Regions from separate parts of the Mus musculus genome. Here all the other regions are linked to region 1. A link is a contact called in ENCODE POLR2A ChIA-PET data. All regions are on one chromosome and are shown on one strand. The core of a region is the stretch at or near the end of the contact, and the rest is flanking DNA. Distances in the headings are between cores, read along the strand shown.

The links. ChIA-PET counts read pairs that join two places held with the same protein, here RNA polymerase II (POLR2A).
Region 2: POLR2A ChIA-PET joins it to region 1 with 47 read pairs in embryonic stem cell. The contact joins the promoter of Kat7 here to the promoter of Spop in region 1. POLR2A ChIA-PET finds 5 or more read pairs at or near these places in 4 of 5 experiments (Patski and embryonic stem cell).
Region 3: POLR2A ChIA-PET joins it to region 1 with 36 read pairs in Patski. The contact joins the enhancer-like site here to the promoter of Spop in region 1. POLR2A ChIA-PET finds 5 or more read pairs at or near these places in 3 of 5 experiments (Patski and embryonic stem cell).

What each region holds. Positions count from the first base shown.
Region 1 is chr11:95,412,292-95,416,423 of GRCm38, forward strand. Spop (speckle-type BTB/POZ protein) reads left to right here and starts at 1,792. Exons shown (of 10, transcript NM_001359107.1): 1 at 1,792-2,113.
Region 2 is chr11:95,308,382-95,312,513 of GRCm38, forward strand. It overlaps Kat7 (K(lysine) acetyltransferase 7), which reads right to left and starts at 1,865. Exons shown (of 15, transcript NM_001195003.1): 1 at 1,654-1,865. The coding sequence starts at 1,668. Gm11520 (predicted gene 11520) reads left to right here and starts at 2,035. Exons shown (of 3, transcript NR_155298.1): 1 at 2,035-2,072.
Region 3 is chr11:95,501,608-95,505,739 of GRCm38, forward strand. No RefSeq gene overlaps it. Among named protein-coding and RNA genes, the nearest start is that of Nxph3, 11 kb to the right of the region's middle. Within about 2 kb of position 2,351, at least 2 of the 3 ENCODE cell types and tissues checked have a DNase peak (open chromatin) inside an H3K27ac peak, as active enhancers do.

The DNA of each region.
Region 1 (4,132 bases), core at 542-3,041:
TTCTGCTTTAGAGCCAAGCACACGGACCACATCAGTAGAGAATCTGGGCTCTCCAGTTCGTAAATAAACCATTTTGGTTGGGCAGAGTGGAACACCCTTTCAGTCTTAGTACTCAGAAGGTAGAGGCATAAGATCAGGAGCTCAAAGCCAGCCTCTGTTACGTAGTGAGCTGTGTGTGTGTGTGTGTGGGGGGGGGGGGGGGTCAGCCTGGACTGTGTGAGATCATCTCAAAACCCCAAACCCTCAAAATAAAGCAGAGAAAAAAAAAACCAATAAGAGCAATTTCATCTAGAATCTAGGTTGTGTAAGGCCCCAAGGGTTTGGAAGGTTTTGCTTATAATTCCTAGGATATTTCATATGGGGATTACGGGGTCTGCTTCTATACTTGAAAGTGGAAAGCCTCCCGGCACTGTCGGGGTTCTTTCCAAACCCAGTGGCTTGGTTCCTGGGCTGCCAGCCTTCCCTGCTGAACAGGCTCACCAGCCACTGGGTGCCAAGGAGCATGTGGCAAGAGATAGGAGCAGAGTCTCCTGGAGACTGTCCCAAGGCCTGGAAAGCAGTAGGGTGCCAGGAAGCAGCTCTCAATTAGGCTGCAACCCTGTTACCTCATGACCCACAGGGTCACTGGGTTGATCTCTCAGAGCTAGGTGTGTGCTTGATATGTGTATGCAAGAGGCAGTCTGCTTTTGCTTTTGAGAGCTTGATTCAGTAATAAAATATTTTCTTTTAAGTTTAAGGTAATCGAAGAATGTAACACAAAGATGACTGTTTTCTTCCAGGGCCAAGATGCTCTGAGACAATTCTACCCAACTCCAGAATCACTTTTGGTCCATGGGAGCTAAGACATGAGACAGACTGGGGACCCGGATGGCTTAGCCAAGGAATTGTCACAGAATCAGCTTCCTCTCCATTGGGTCTCTCTCTCTCTCTCTCTCTCTCTCTCTCTCTCTCTCTCTCTCTCTCACACACACACACACACACACACACACCCCTTCTGCCTTTCCCAGAAAGAACAGCTCTTTGGTTATTGTTGTCAAATGCTAATTTATTTAGTTTTCAAGACGCGGTATCACCTTGTAATTCTAGCTGACTGTGAACTCAGTAAGTAGACCAAGCTGGCCTTAAATTCACAGAGCTTCTCCTGCCTCTGCCTCCCGAGTTCTGGGGTTAAAGGTGTGCCTCACAGTACTCTAGCAAAGTACCTTATAAATGTTAGCATTTGCAGGCTAGGCTTATTGGACATGGATCTCTATGAATTTAAGGCCAGCCTGTCAACAAAGAGAGTGCTAGGTCAACCAATCCTATAGAGCAAGACCCTATTTCAAAAAATAAAACAAACTAAAACACATGTTAAAAGTTCTTTAAAAAGTATTTTAGCTGAGAGTTGCCTAAAAAAGAAAGTAAGAGCTAAGTCATCGGTAATCCACAAACTGCACAACTAGGTTTCAGTTGCGAAATGCCTGTTGCTGCTCCACCCACCCGGTCCCTGGATCTCAGCTTCCTTCCTCCATTCTGGCCTCGCACCTCAGCGCGAACTTCTGCGCGCTGCACGCGACCCCCTCCGAGTTCCCGCCTCTTTCCACTCTGGCTCCGCCTTCCGCCCAAATTCCCGGGCCCTGGCACCACCTCGCGACGCTTGCGCACTAGGGAAGGTAGGCGGAGTCTTAAAAGAGGAGGAGCTGGAGAGTCTTGAGCGGGACGGGGTGGGGCGGGGCAGGACGGGGCGGGGCGAGGCGGGGTGGGGCGGGGCGGGAAGCTGGGGGGAGGAGGCCGCGCGGGGTGGGGCCCGGCGGGTACGCGCTCGCTGCGTCGACGTGCTGACGACAGGACGCCCAGGCCGGTGTGTGTCGGTGTGTATGTGTGTGTGTGTGTGTGTGTATGTGTGTGTGTGTGTGTGTGTGTGGTGTGTGTGTGTGTGGTGTGTGTGTGTGTGTGGTGTGTGTGTGTGTATGTGTGTATGTGTGTGTGTGTATGTGTGTGTATGTGTTTGTATGTGTGTGCGCGCTCCAAGAGTGTATTTGTGTATCGGCGGTCCCGCAGGTCCCGGATGTTGCGGGCAGTATGAGGCGAGCGCAGGGGGACAGGGACCAGCAGCTGTCGCCGCCGTTCTCAGGTGAGTGTGTGTATGTGTGTGTCAAGAGTCGAAGAAGGGGTTGGCCTGTTGGGGTGCGGGGTTTTTCCTTGAGAAGTGACTAAACCCTCCCCCACAACACACACTTTTCCTAATGTACTATTCTCTGCCCCATTTCCTATGTTGGTTTCCTGGCCCGAGGAAGCCAGAGCCTAGTCAGCCGTCCGTTCTTCCTACCTCAAGCATTCTGGAAACACAAACGCGCCCCCTGCCTCCTGCCTCCCTCACCATCATATCCCCAACCCCATCCCCCTTGCCAAATAGTGAGCTGTCGCCTGCGGCGAGATGGGGAACTGCGCATGCTCGAATGTGAAGGAGCTCCGGGTGCCTGGTCGCTGCTTCAGGACGCATGCGCATTGCTGTTTTGCAGGGACCTGCGGGATAAAGAGCCCCTTGACCACGAGCCCGCCTTCTTCGCTAGACTTGCCACCCAATAGTGAGCTTGTCGCTCCGATCCGAGAGGGAGAATTTAAATTATGCGAGGGATTTAAGGACAAAGCACTATTTGCATCTGGTGTTGCCCTAGAGACTCCCAGGCTACCAACGCCTCCTAGAGCCAACGTGTCCCACGCTGACCCTTCTTTTTGAAACTTAACTGCTACTTCTACTTCTAGTATTACTTCCCTTTCCACCACTCCCGTCGTCATGCTGAAACCTTACTACAAACTTCCCCTAAGTTTAGGAGTAAGTCCAACTCGTTATTCTGGCAGGGGATTTTGATAGTCTTGTTAAAAAGGATTTGTTAAAAGGTCCATTAAAAAAGAAACTAAGGTGGGAATTTCTCTTTAGTAAAATTCTGAGTTGCCTTTACAGAGTAGCTAAGGAAGGGATAAGTGCCACACACAGACTTGAGGTAACAACAAAACAGAAATCAAGCTGTCAATCAGTAGCTTCATTTCAGCCCTTTTACTTAGTGGGACCTTTTTGGTTCATTGTGTGTGTGTGTGTAAGTTCTTCCATAGCGTTTCAGTTTAGTTATACATTTAGTTGTACAGTTTAGTTGTACATTCTGTGACAATATGGAAACAGGGGTAATCAGAAACAATTGAACAACTTGTCCAGAAGTATTAGTTTCAAATAATTTGAGCACTAATTCTTTCATATTGGCAAGTTCCAAAAAATTAAAATGAGGAACTTTACAAAAATATTCCAGTGACTTAGGTCCCAGAGTTTTAGCTGACAGACTGCAGTTGGTTCTTTAGTTTGGTGCTGTGCCATCCCTCTTAGAAACTTTGTCTTAGCTCTACCATGTAGGGAAAAAGATGTTTTATTTGTTTTTGATATAGTCAAGTTGTTATGTAGCCATGACTGGCATGGAATTCCCTATGAAGACCATGCTGGTCTCAAGACTGTATTCACAGAGATCTGCTTACCTCTGCCTCCCTAGTGCCAGGTATACATTTGGTCCCAAAGATAAACACTTTCTACTAGCAAAAAGTTTGCTGAATTGTATTGAAATGAATAGCTAACTTGTTGTTGGGTGGAGAGAATGGAAAAGGGAGGGGCATCTTTTGTTTTTCAGTTGTCTGGCTAACCTAATGTCTCATACTCTTGGGAGTGGGACATGAATCAGCCTTGTTTTGAAATTCCTTTTCCTTTGTGTTCTTTCTTTGGTATTCTCACAAGACATAATTTTGGTTGGCATTTTATCCCTAGAACCTCATGTTCTTGGTCTTGAAAGTGTATGAACACTTCTCACTTCCTCATTTAACTGGGCTTTATGTGGTTCAGTTGTCTGTCTATTGTGCTGTTTCCAGTTGCCATGTTGCACTTGGATCCAGAGGATGACACAGAGCAGCACAGGGGTTGGGGGCAGGGGCACATACATCATCCTGTGCTGGGAAAGAGCTGGATCCTCAGTCTCCCACCCCTACCCTCAGCCCTCAACATCCCCAGTAGTATAAGTTACTGTGTCAACTCCACATTTAGGATCAGGGCACTTGGCATCCTTTTGGTATTTTGGTGACTACACCTCTTAAAAAAGTTATTGCAGAGGCTAGT
Region 2 (4,132 bases), core at 615-3,114, 100 kb before region 1:
TTTTTGAGTCAGGACACCCCAGCATATCAGCCATGTGTACCTCAAACTATAGAGATCCACCTCCCAAGTGCTGGAATTAAAGGCTTGTACCATAACATCCAGGAAGAATTTACATTCTCCACTTTTACATTTGGAAACTGCTAAAAGGAGACTAGATCATTCCAACAAACCAGTAGGTCTGTCTCTTGTATTTGGTATGCCTGGATATAAATACTACCTGTCGAGCTGATGAGATGGCTCAGCAGGTTAAGAGCACTGACTGCTCTACCGAGGGTTCTGAGTTCAAATCCCAGCAACCACATGGTGGCTCACAAACACCTGTGCCCTCTTCTGGTGCGTCTAAACTCAGCTACAATGTACTCATGTATAATAATAAATAAATCTTTGGGCCTGAGTGAGCAGAGGTCCTAAAAATTCAATTCCCAACAACCACATGAAGGCTCACAACCATCTGTACAGCTACAGTGTACTCACATACATAAAATACATAAATTAATCTTTTAAAAAAATACTACCTGTCAACTCTGGTCATTGCAAGAGACATTAATGTAAATATTTAACTTGGAAAGCTTCCATGAAGAGTGATCTCTGCAGAAATATGAATACCAACCGTCTATCCATCCAAATATTTCATTCAAAAATCTGACCACAAGTAAATAGAGGCACAGAATGTCACTAAAAGGCAAACTTTAGGGTCATCTCAGCCAAAGACCCTGACACCCGTCCATGACCTATCAATTCTGCCTGGCTTAACCCTGAAAATCAGCTCTTTACTTATTTCCCACGTTAACGGCTTTCTTACAGTGTATACAATTTCAAGCAGAGACTGTATGAACTATGGTTCTTTGTGTTCTTCTCTCAACAGCGATAACCCTTTAAGCCAGTGATCACGCATACTTTTCGAATTCCTAGCAACTAGCACGTAACACTGCTCTTTGCATTTTACGACTGAACATATGGGGCAAATGTCATACAGTTCAACAAACATTTACTGACCAGGAAATGTCAAACTGAACAAATAGGTGGAAGACGGTGACTGAGACGCAACAGGCCTGCGAGCTATCCCTTGGGGGTGGGCGCTGGCTTTCTAACCACCCATCCTCGGCTTTGTTGTAATCCCCCCACCAGGAAAGGAAAGTGGTCTTCCCAACTCGCCTTTACAACACCTATCGCCATCTCTATCCGGAAGGGCGGGGCGTTGGTCGCCCCAATCCAGGCCTTGCTAAGCCGCACCCGCCACAAGAACAGACTGCAAAGCTGGGCCAATAAAGAGAAGGGAGAGCATTCGCCACAGCCAGTCGGAGAGCACCGGGGCCAGACCGAGACACCGCCCACGCACGCGGGGAGGTGACCGTTGGGCCCAAACAGGCGGCGTCACCATCCAATCAATACGCTTCTAGACATTTCCGCGACCAATTAACAAGAACGCCTCCGATCCGGGCAAGCAGAGGGCGGGAATAGTTACAGGCATAGGCCGAGGCCAGGGTCGGGCCCACATTTTTCTGTCTGGTACCGAGAGGAGACAGAGTAGCTAGGCTAGGTTCGGGGGACCAGAAAGTTGGAACCCAAGCACGACGAGGCGTGGCCAACCGCGTCACGTTACTCAATCGACTCCCCTTAGAAACCCGCCATCCCTTCTCTGCCATTTCTCACCTTCCTTCGCGGCATTGCCGGCGGCTGCAGCCCGACGGTTCCGATTCGGGCGGCGGCAGCACCAGCAGGAACGGGGGCTCCGGCGGGCTCCGTGGCGGCCTCTGTAGCTGTCCCAAACCCTGCGGACGATCCCAAGTGCCTCCTACCTCTCAGCGTCTAGAGCCTTCTGCGCAAGCGCCGCGGGCTGGAAGCGCCTATTCCTTAACTTCCGGCTGAGGCTTGCGTCACCTGACCTTTAGGCCAGTGAGGATCATGGGAAGCTCGAAACTCTTAGTGAGGCCAGTCAGCGCCATTTTGGAATTGGGCAGGAGACGGCACCAGTGGTGAAACCTTCGGCTAGACCTTTTTAGTTAGGTAGGCGGCATTCGTGTGGGATTAGGTAGCCATGATTGTTTGGGGCAGAAGTCTGGCAGTTGAAGGTAACCGTTTTCATCTTTACATTGGGCAAACTCTTCCTTCCTCGTCGTTTTAATTTGTGGCGTGGAGGGAGGAAAACCCCAGAATCCATCAGGTTGTCGATCTTTAACTCTTTCATTTCCTAGTCGGCCGAAGGACGTTTCCGTTCATTCTGTAAACTCCGAACTGGCAAGAGATATTTTGCCCAAGGAACTGCTGTAAGAGCTATTCCGTGTTCCGGAGTGGTGTGAATGGGGCTTGAATAAAGGATTGACAGGGTCGTTGTCGGTCTTGAAGTGGGGTAGAGTGTTCTCTTTATGCCTTGTCCTTGCGTTAAGAGAACAAGAAGTAAGTTATGAGATGATGCAGAGCCATTCTCAGGATGCCGGAGCGCCAAAGAATTTCCAGTTTATCTCTGTTGTGAAACGCCCCCGGCTTATCAGTGCTCTGCTTTGGTTTGAGATCTTTGGGTGGCCCGGAGAGGGGCGGAGGACGTGGTTTGAATGTGAGGGTGCTGTACCAAAAGTCGGAGAAGTGTTGAACCTCATTCAGCCCGTGTGACCTCTGTAGCACAAATGCAAGAGCCAAGAACTGAGTGGAGAGAGAAATAGTATTTTGAAAGACACTAGAAAGGGAGTGGGTATTCAAGTAATAATAAAAGGCCATAAGAAGAAGAAATTAAGACTAGAAGAAAGAGCTATACGAAAAGTCTGGAACCAGGTGGGGGGGTGGGGGTGGGGGTGCATGCTTTTTGAAGCAGGCAGATCCAAATCATGAGCTTACGGCCAGCCTGGTCTACATGGCCAGTTCCAGGCTAGATCCTGTCTCGAAAAAGAAAAGTCTGGAAAGTGGTTTGTAGGCCTTGAAGTTTTAGCCTCAGAGGACTTGAAAGAACCAAGGTGAACCAAGAGTGACTTGCTGGAATCAAAGCAACCTCAGTAATTACCAAGATAGAATTCTGGTTCCAGATTTGTGTGTGTGTGTGTGTGTGAGCTGAGCACGCACTCATGACCAGGTGAGTGCTCAGAGGACAACTTTGGGGAATAGATTCCTAACTTCCACCTTTGTGGTGTCTCTGGGATCAAACTCGGGTCATCCAGCTTGCTGAAAGAGCAAGTGCTTTTATCCCCTGAACCCCCACAGGCCCCTATCAGAATTTCCATTTGAGGCTGGCTAACCTGGAGAGAGGCTTTAAGAACAGAATACAAACCTGATTGACATGCTAAACAGAGGACTCTTCGGAGTTAAAAAAATTCCAGACCCTTAGCCCACATTCCCTGGGGCTGGGGGTGGGGAATAGCTTAAGCCATTGTTGACGCCATTAGCATTCGGTATTTTGCTTTTAGTACTTAGTATAAATACCTTTTAACAATCTTTGTGAGTTGATTTGCACATAAAAACTTGCTTGAAAAGGGCTCAGATATTTTCCTTTGTATTATTTTAGCTCTCTCGTGTTTAATCCATTCTATCACTGTTCTTTTCACGTAAGGATATGTTCCTGGGGCTACTCTGGAATGTTCTAACTCCCTAACTAGTGCTAACAGCCTCTTATATTTGAATAATATCCTTTTAAGTTGGCTTGTGGTGACACACATCTGTACTCCCAGTCCTTGAATCAAAAGCTTGATTCAGTTTAAGGTTTTCAGCTACATGGTTCTAGGTCAGCCTAGACCGGATTCATCTTCCAACCCCCTGTAATTTCTTTTCTGTCTTCAGAAAGACTTTCCTGATTTACTGTTTGTAAGGTAATAAAACATGGTGACATTATTTTTCAGAAACTACTGCATATTTTCAAACGTTGGTAGATATGTCCCCCCTCCATTTCCCAGCCAATAGGAACACAGTCCCTACTCCTCATTATCAGCTTCACTAGAATTGAGTACAAGGCTTTGATGTCAGATGCAGATCAGCTCTGTCTTTTTTTTTTTCTCTCTGTGTTGCTCTTGGATGGGTTTTTTTTTTTTAAGATTTATTTACTAATATATGTAAGTACACTGTAGCTGTCTTCAGACAACTCCAGAAGAGGGAGTCAGATCTTGTTGCGGATGGTTGTGAGCCACCATGTGGTTGCCGGGATTTGAAC
Region 3 (4,132 bases), core at 1,101-3,600, 90 kb after region 1:
GGCAGAGTGTGTGTGTGGAGGCTGCACTCTGGCTGTTATCTCACTGAATAAAGCCCCTCTAGCCACCACATTCTCCAGAGATGTGTGGAGGGATATATAGCTCATGCTGGAGGGGGCTTCTCCAGAGCCTGCAGAAGTGGGGGTCTTGACCCATGAAGCTACAGGATACAAACAAAGGCCCTGTTTTTATGTGTTTTGTAAAAATCCATGGGAACCTTCTGACCTTCCCTAAGATTTTTAGTTTGTTTGTTTTGTTTTGTTTTTCGAGACAGGGTTTCTCTGTATAGCCCTGGCTGTCCTGGAACTCACTCTGTAGACCAGGTTGACCTTGAACTCAAAAATTCGCCTGCCTCTGCCTCCCGAGTGCTGGGATTAAAGGCGTGTGCCACCACGCCCGACTACCTAAGATTTTTTTTCTTGCACATTCCATGACCGCCATTCTCCAAGCCTCCCACCCAGTATCAGAGATGGTTGTAGTGTGTGGCTGGATTCTACATCCATGCTACACACATTTCTTGATGCTTCACTCATTCTAAAAAGCAACCTGAGAGAGAAAGAACATCTCATCTCCCTCTTCATGAATAAAGAAATTCAGATACAAGCCCGAAGCAGTGGCACACACCTCTAATCCCAGCACTCGGGAGGCAGAGCCAGGCAGATCTCTTGAGTTAGAGGCCAGCCTGGTCTGCTGAGCTGGAACAGGTGGCAAGTCAGAGGCGACACGTTCCAGGACAGCTAGGACTACACAAAGAAGCCCTGCCTCAACAATCCCTCCCTGCCTAAAAGAAATTCAGATACAAAGTTGTTCTCCAACTTTGCAGTAAGGAAGTGTTAGAAGAGGAGTTTGAATCCAGGCAGCCTGGCTCCAGAGTCGATCCTCAGCTGCAGAGCTACACAGTGTGCCCTGTAAAGGAGAAGTCCTTCCTCCTCCTGTGAGACGCTTATGAGTTGGAGGAGGTAGTTGGAGGGTAACTGAGTGATAACAACCCAGAACCTGCCACATGTGCCACTATTGGCAGGGCACATCCTTCCAGTCGCCATGTGAGCATAGATGGGGGAGCTTACTACCCCCTCTCAGAGAGGCCAGGGGACCACACCAAAATCACCTAGCAAGGAAGACTCAAACCCAACTCCCTTCAGACATATGCTGACTCTACATAGCCTAACCCTAACTCCAGGGAGAAGGGAGCTCAGGTTCCCTGGCACCCTGGAGACTTCTCTTTTCCCAAGCCACAAAAGGAGTCCTGGGTTAGGCCTTCTGGAATAAAGAAGATGGCCGTTGGGGGCTAGAAGATTTATTTATTTTACAATTGATGATCCTAGCCCCTCATCACCATTTCCCAAGAGTGAACTGTGAAGACCATTCTAGAGAAGACAACGGTCCACTGAGGATGGGAAGGACGTGTGCCAACACTGTGTTTCCTCTGTTGCCCTCGCTCTTCGTAGGGTTGCAGGGGTGCAGCAGCCAATTCCTGTCCTCCTGAGAAGGAAGGTATTCACAAAGAGTACCATCAGGCACAATAGGGGTGATGTCACACACACAGCTCAAGGGGCCAAGGTACTTGGGTTCGGGTAGCGTCACACTACAGTCCTGGGGAAGTACCACCCAGACCATTCAGAGGTGGCCCCACACCGCCTGCCTCAGGGAGCCACAACAGTGTGCCCTGTGTGCACTCTCTCTTTCTCCCGAGTCCATCGGGGATGCCCACATTCTCTAAAAGTCCCAAAGTGAGCAGGTACACAGTACTGCACATACAGTCCAAGTTAGGATCCGGCTCTGCAGAGGCTGGGAAGAGAGGATGGCAGAGGAAGCAGGTTTGGGGGTATCCAGTATAGGAGGACAGTAAGGATGTCATACAAAGACCCTACGTATTAAAAGACCCTATCCAAGCCGGGCGTGGTAGCGCACGCCTTTAATCCCAGCACTCAGGAGGCAGAGGCAGGCAGATTTCTGAGTTCGAGACCAGCCTGGTCTACAAAGTGAGTTCCAGGACAGCCAAGGCTACACAGAGAAACCCTGTCTCGAAAAACCAAAAAAACCAAAACAAAACAAAACAAAAGACCCCATCCATAAAGCTAAGCCAAGCTGCTCCCGTGCTGGGGCTATCATTCGGGACTGTGGGGAGGGGGCGGGGCCTGTGGCTCCCACACCCTGGAGCCACTTCCTCTTGAGACTCCTGTTTCTGTCCCAGCCCCTGGCAGCTCATTGACCCCAATAGAACACTTCCTCTGAGTCGATGGCTCCAGTGTAAACCCATGCCTCTTGTCTGGGTCTCCTGGCCCAGCGGAGACCAGCTGGAAGTTAGAGAGGCTTTATTAAACAATATTTGTTGAGTGAATAAGTACCAAGGAAGAACAGAAGGGGTATTAACGGATGATGTCCACAAGGCCTATAAATAGCCCAGCTCACGAGTCTGGGTTTCGGTCTGTCCTTGCCAGGGCTTGGCAGACTCTGGCCAGGCTGGACTCATTCTGCCATTACAGGGAGGGGTCTTTAAGCTACGAGACCCCTCTGCAGCCCACCAAAGTGACCCCTTTCCCCTTCCACACCCAAGACAATGAGACTGAAGAGAGACCTTTATAGACACTGCTTTCCTTTGGTGGGTACAGAGGTACCCCTGTTTTTTTAACCAGAGCAACAGAAAGGAATCTGAATCATGTTTTCTTCTACCCAGATTGGCCTGGGGAAGGGCCAGGGTCCTGTAAGCAGACCGTGCAGGTCCTGCTCTCGGCTCAGAGCCCACACGGACAGCATCAGGCTTTAGAGCTTGGTACCCTGTTTCCCAAGGATCTGTTCTGCAAAACCACACCCCGACATGCCCCAGCTGTGCCCTATAGACCAAGCCAGAGTTCTGGCTGTGCTGGCTATTCCAGGCTCTCTGTGGCCACCACAATGGGAGGCATGGGAGGCAATGCCAGCTCCCTCAGGGCTGAAAGGCCAGCCACTCCTCCGCCCTGTCAACAGTGCCCCCTCCTGTCACTAACCCCCTTCTGCCTCTGGACTTCCAAAGCAGTGTTGTTGCAGGTAATTAAAGGGTTTTAATTAAATTAGGATCCCATCTGGCTGGGATCAGTCAGGCCCTTAACGAGGATTGTGTGTCACCAACATCAGAATGTGTATGGGGACTTAGACACGTGAGGACTGAATTTGGGGCCTGGAGGTCCTTCAGATGGGGGGCAGAGAATCCTGAGCTCCCTGGGGCTCCCTGAAATAAAGCGACTTGTACCACCTCCATAAATGAGGCCATGGAAGGGGAGAGCAGCAGTTTCCTTCTTGCCCAGGAGTCTCTAACATTTCTGAGATGTGTTGGGATGTGTGGGCGTTATTTCAGTTCTACCAATAAGGAGACCAAAGTCTGGAAACTGAAGTGCTTCAACACGAGATTCAACAACAGCTTCAAGAAATGGAGATCTTGAGGGCATGAGGGCCCCTGCCTATAGCCTTTGCCCTCGCCCTCAGAGATAGAGGTAGGAGGACTGGGAAGAGCCCAAGGGCAGCTTCTGGTATATATACCTGGGCTAGGCCAGCCTGGGCTATATGAGGCCTTGTCTCAGGAAGGGGGAAAAAGAGGAACCCTAAAACAGAGGGTTGAAGATGATGGGAATTTCATTTTTTCTCACATACAGAAGTCTGCAGGCAGCTTAGGGTTCTCAAAGACCATATCCCCATCCAGCTTGCCACTCCCCCACGTCTCCGTGGCACTTATGCTAGCATCTCCAGGCTAGTGTCCACATTTGCCAGATAGCAGGGTGGATGAGGGACAGAGAAGGAGCAAAGGGTGAACACCTCTACCTTAAGATGCTTGACACTTACTCTATAAGCACTTGACCTAAAGGTCACTGGCCAGATCTCAGCCACAGGGTCACATGTAAAAGACCAGGGTGCGGGATGGGCCAGGGAAATACAGGATTATGTCAGGCAGCTGTGTGCCCAACTAGCAGCTGGGGATCCCATTATGAAGGAGGCAGGGAAGGCTGATGGTATATTAATTCTCTTTTCCTATAACAACAACAACAACAATGGATAAAAATGAAGTCTCTGCCAGGCGTGGTGGCACATGCCTTTAATCCCAGCACTTGGGAGGCAGAGGCAGGTGGATTTCTGGGTTCGAGGCCAGCCTGGTCTACAAAG